2 separate regions of the Mus musculus genome follow, and region 1 is linked to region 2. A link is a contact called in ENCODE POLR2A ChIA-PET data. All regions are on one chromosome and are shown on one strand. Each heading gives the region's core, a stretch centred on a gene start or an enhancer-like site at or near the end of the contact. The rest is flanking DNA. Distances are from core to core; before and after follow the strand shown. Region 1 holds the start of 4732471J01Rik (RIKEN cDNA 4732471J01 gene). Region 2 holds the start of Cic (capicua transcriptional repressor).

Region 1 (2,700 bases), core at 38-2,537, 130 kb before region 2:
CGGGCCAGGTTCAAGGAAAGGTGAATGAGATGGCGAGGGTCAGCACCTGCACAAGATGACTGAGAATTCTTTGTTGGGGTGACTCTAACGCGACTCCTCACTATTCCTGCTGTGAGGGCACTTCTCGCTGCTTCCAGGACTGCGGGTTTTTTTTTGGTTTTTGGTTTTTGGTTTTTTGTTTGTCGTTACGGTGCACTGCGCGGTTCCTTTAATCTGAGCAGATGGGCGGGCCAAGACCTTCAGCCCCACCCATTAAAGGCGGAGCTCCGCGAGGAGCCTGCCCAGGATTGGATGGTTTGGGGGCCTGGCAGTGGTGTGTAACTAGGATTGACTCTAAGAGAGGAACTTGATCGCTGGAATTGGGCCCCGCGCCAGGACTGGAAAGAATTGATGGAGCCGGCCGTGGAATCGGCGCCCGTGGGGGCCCAGGCCTCCAAGCAGGGCAAAGAAGGATCGAAGAACCGCAGTCGCAGGCGGTGGCGAAAAGGCAAGATCAAAGGTGAGTCGGTAACAGCTTAAAAGAAATCCCGCACATCCTGCGGGGGACTGGGGACTGGGGGAACTGACCCACTTCCACGAGGGGGAAGAGACCCGTGGACTGATCCACTGCCGTCCTGCGCGTGGGGGGGGGGGTGATGTGAGAGTAGAATGCCCCACCGAGACGTAAGGACTACGTCTGTCCCAGTGCGGTCTTTGGGGAAGTGTCCGAAATGCTCGTCTGTCGGAATAAGGTTCTCTCTCAGGTTCCTTTTTCTGTGTGGCCAAGAGCTGTGCCTTTAGTGTTTTCTGTTTCGGTTCAAGCGGTTTTCATGTCTTCTGCCCTCTTAAAAGAATAACGTAGAAGGGTTTTTAACCGCTTTTTCTAAATAAATAGAATGCAAAAGGTAGGCAGAAGGGGCATCCGGTAATTGGAAGAGCTCCTTGCAGCCCCTTCTTACTCTCTCAGTGAATCCATCCATCTGCTCTTTGACAATCGACCTTCATCAACCCAGCAACCCTGGGGCGACTTGCAAAACATGAGAACTTTTACGTTGTCCTTAGAGAAAGGAGGGAGTTACCATTTAGCTTCCCTGGATCCAAAAGGCTGGAGAAACAGTGGCAGAACAACCAAAGATTTTGCATGGCTCAATCAGAGCAGGCATTAAGTCCTGGTTTGGTTATGAGTTTTGTCTGTCTTGTGGCGCTGCTTACAGCCAAACCTAGGGCCTGGTGAACACTAAGCAAGCCCTCCGCTATGCAGCTCCACCGGCAGTCCATGGATCTTTATCAGACTCCAGGGACAGGTTCCTGTGCAGGCAAAACCAGAAAAAACCTGGCATGGCTTACCAGACCCAAAACCCCCAAATTCATCATTCCTCATCCTCCTTTGGTAGACAAGTGTTGGAGCTCAAGCAGGACCCTGAAGCCTCCTATCCCCCAACAAAGACACATAGCAGAACACTATGCTTTGAAGCGATATGGAACCTCAATCGCAAAGACCCATTGTACCAAATTGCTATGAATGTGAAGTAATGAACAGGGACCTTTTCTCAATTTTTTTTCTGAGCTCCCAACAGGCATCTGTAGGGCTGTTGTCAGATTCAAATGTGTGTGTTTTGGAGAGGTGTATGTAAGTCTACTGTCTGGCTGAGTGTGCTGAGTAGAGTGTCTGACTCTACTAGACACTGGTCTCCCTAAGAGTAGGGTTGTGTCTGCCTTGTTTACAGGGAATGCCAGACACATGGACATTCAAGTATTTATTAGATTGATAAGCAAAGGAATGTGTGAAGTGTGACGTGGAGCTGTTAATAGCCAAGCTGCCCTTAGTGTCATGAGGAGTCAGAAAGAATCTGCTTGAGTAAGGCTCCTCCCTTGCACGGGGTTCAGGTAAGCACACTCACAAAGGCTCGCAGCTCTGAGAAGTGACTGTCATTTCCTGAGGCCCTTCCTAGTGCCAGGCCTCAGACCTGTGAATCAGATCCCACCTCTGCCCCAAGGGTATCCTGACTGGCTGGAGCCGTCATTTATCCTTGTGATCTTGCCACAAGTAACTGGATGAGACAGCTGTCATTATGATCAGCCCATTTCCCAAATGACGACAGAGACACAGAGGCACTGAGCTGGTTGGGTTTCCTGTACCTGTCCAGTGAGGGCAGGGAGATGGATACCTTCAGCCTTCTCAGAGCAGGGAGTGTGGAGCTGACAGCTGTTGTATGCCTCAACCTTAATTCTGAATCTAAAAGGCTCTAGTCACAAAGATTTCATCCCGAGACAGACATTCAATACCTAGAGGTGCCAGGCTTCGGCTTTCTGTAACTAGCAGGGCAGTCTCAGTAGAGCTGAGGACACAGATGGTAATAAGACTGTTGTTGCCAGGCATGTGCCGCACACCTCTGATCCCAGTCCTTGGGAAGCTGAGTCAGTTCAAGGCAAGCCCGGGCTACATAGTGAGTTGCAGGTCAGTCAGGGCTACAGAGTGGAACTCTGTCTCAACCTCTCTCATTCACCCATTTACAAAACATTGTAAACAAGCCAGTATGATAAAAGGAAAAATCCTGGAGCTGGGGATGTAGCTTATTACTGGAGTACCTGACTAGCATGGACAAAGCCCAAGGGTCTGTCTCCAGGACCACACACAGTAGGCATCATAGCACTTGCTTATAATTCAGAAGTAGGGAGGCCGAGGCAAGAGGATCAGAAAGAAGCTTAAAGTCTTGTAGT
Region 2 (2,700 bases), core at 131-2,630:
AACTCCTGAAGCTGAGGCCACCCCATGCCCTTTAGGGTCTCATCCTCTCTATTTCCATCCACCCTCCTGACACCATCTTCGCTTGCCACTCTCTCCCATCTTGTCACCACCTCTACCTTATTTTCTCAGATACTAGGCCCCCTCCTGTTACCCCCCCCCGCTGGTCACCCCCATTTATTTATATCACCTATTCCTCCTATTCACTCTTCTGTCGGCCATCTCTAGACCTCCAAATCTGACACCTCTGCCCATCGCCTCTCTTTATCACCCCCTCCAACTCGGTCCCCTTCCTCTCCCTGTCACCCTGATCTAATCCTGTTACCCCTCCATTCCTGTTATCAGTACTCTCCCCTAGTTGCTCCTTTTCTGTCACTCCCCACTTCCTACCACTTCTTCCACTCTGTCACCCCTTCCCACACCATTCCGCCCACCTCTTTTGCCCTGTACCCCTTTCCCGTCCCTGCCACCTGTCCCCTCTCGGCCTCCAGCTCCCCTCCACCCCCACGCAGTGTCAGCCCTAGCCCCGCCCTTCACCTCGGGCTCCGCGGGGTTTCGGGGCGGGGGGCCGTGGCCCCGGCTCAGTCCGGTCCGGTCCCTCCCCGCCCCCCCTCCGGCTCTCCCTCTCGATTCTCCCTTTTTTTTTTACTCCAACACACAAAATGGTGAATGGACCTGCAACAGCTGGAGCAACCAGCCAATAAACGGCCACAACCCCGGTGACCGGCGCCAACCTAGACCAATAGATATTCGCTGTCTAGTCGGCTCCGCCTATCATCCGCAAGCGACACTTGCTACCACCAATTGCGCTCTTCCGGCAGCGCCAAGGGGCGGGGTCAAATTCCAAGACCGGCCTCCCTCCGGGACCGACACCAACCTAAGCCTACGACTGCCTGATCTGCCTAGAACTCTACCTTACAACAAGTAATGGACACCTCCTTTAACCAATTAACAGACTATTTATATGCCGAATGACAATTACAGTACCCAATCACCATCCATCTTAAGCAAGAAACCACCCCCTGCGAGGGACAGTAACCAATAAAATGAAGGGAGGCGGGACTAAAGGATATGCCCTCCAATAAACAAGCTCGAGAGGCGTGGCCCGAGGGTTTGTTGACCAGCTGAACGCAATGCCTGCTGGGAATAGTAGTCTTCTTCTGTATCCGGCCCGTAGTCAGAAGCATAAGTCAGACTACAACTCCCATGTGACAGAGTGCATGGAGCTCCAAAGAACCCGGGCGAAGAGAAAAAGTCGGAAAGGGCAGCTCCTCCTGAGTCTCGCTGGACACTGGGAACATCTTAGACCCAGGGCCCCGACTCACCCGGATTGCTGGCTCTGGCGTCGCCAGTGGCTCCTCGCTGAGGCGGCTGTAGCGGCACGAGGGGGAGGTGCAAAGAGCAGCCAACCGACACCCGCGAGCCCCGCAGCCAATCAGCAACGGCAGGGGCGGTGCAATGACCTCACCGGTTCTACTCTCTTACCCCTCCCCCACGTGGTTGTTGGTGCTGGTAAACCAGAGTAGAGAAGTTTGGGGTAGGGGGATGGGAGGAGAACTAGTGATGTCACCTTTCCTCTGCATGATTGGCTGTCGGGTGGCCGGACTACGGCCAATCAACAGTCTCAAAAAGTCTGGCGCGGCCCCGCGGAAAGCCCTGTTGCCACCAGAAGGAGAGAGGACCTGCGGTTGTAGGGTAGCGCGCTCTGCAGTACTGGCAACCCGCGTGGCCTGTGGCCGTGATGTCAACTCCAAGACTTTTTGATTTTAGGACGGCGCACTTTTCTGATCGCACCCTCCAATCTCCAAACTTTTCTTTTGCGTCACTTCCTGGGGTTTCACACTTCATTCCGAAGGCGAATAGCCCTATGGCTTTTCACACCTGAGGAAAGATGTGTAAAAATCTTGGGGTGGGTGTCACACCGGAGGTGAGGAGAAGAGCATGTGCCACATACCCTCTGAGGCATAGACAGCTGTTGCCCCGGTGCCGAGTTTACACCAGGTGTGACTATCCCTAGCTTCAGTCTTCCCATCAGGTTTCCCTTGGATCAAAGGATAATGGAGAATGGTGTACTCCTCCTCTAATGAAGGTTTCTCTTGCATATGATGGATACTCAAGACTGTAATAGTGAAACACACACACACACACACATCTGGTCTATTGTAGCACATCTTACTGTTGGTGCTGGTTAGTTTTTAAGTTGACACAAGTACCAAATCCTGACATAGAGTGAACCCCAATTGTCTCCAAAAGATTGCCCTGTAGGCAAGTCAGTGCAGTACTATCTTAATTAGTGGTTGGTGTAGGAGGGTCCAACCCATTGTGGGTGGGTGCAACCCCTGAGAAAGTGGTCCTGGGAAGCAGGCGAAACAAACCATGGAGAGCAAGCCATTATGAAGGGTTCTTGCATGGCTTCCCCATTGAATTCTTGCCCAGAGTTCCTGCCCTGACGCCCCTTCAGATGGGCTTGATGAAATATAAGTTGAGATAAACCCCTTTCTCATTGAGCTGCTTTTAGTTATTCTGCTTTCCTTATGCTTGCACTATGCTCTGTAAGAGAATGTTCTGGGATATATGGCTGCTTCACATAGGACATGCAAAAAGCACCCATTATCTATGGCACTTACAGTGAGGCAACTTCTCGATATCTACAGGAAGTTCCCACCGTGCCGCAGACCCTATTGATCCCTTGTCTGCATGGAA

Evidence for each region. ChIA-PET counts read pairs that join two places held with the same protein, here RNA polymerase II (POLR2A).
Region 1: POLR2A ChIA-PET joins it to region 2 with 15 read pairs in Patski. The contact joins the promoter of 4732471J01Rik here to the promoter of Cic in region 2. POLR2A ChIA-PET finds 5 or more read pairs at or near these places in 3 of 5 experiments (Patski and embryonic stem cell).

Annotation. Positions count from the first base shown.
Region 1 is chr7:25,393,300-25,395,999 of GRCm38, reverse strand. It overlaps 4732471J01Rik (RIKEN cDNA 4732471J01 gene), which reads right to left and starts at 1,287. Exons shown (of 7, transcript NR_015569.3): 1 at 47-1,287. It also overlaps a transcript of Lipe not described here.
Region 2 is chr7:25,266,379-25,269,078 of GRCm38, reverse strand. It overlaps Cic (capicua transcriptional repressor), which reads right to left and starts at 1,380. Exons shown (of 21, transcript NM_001302811.1): 1 at 1,323-1,380. Gm45974 (a long non-coding RNA gene) reads left to right here. Exons shown (of 3, transcript XR_001778066.2): 3 at 682-746.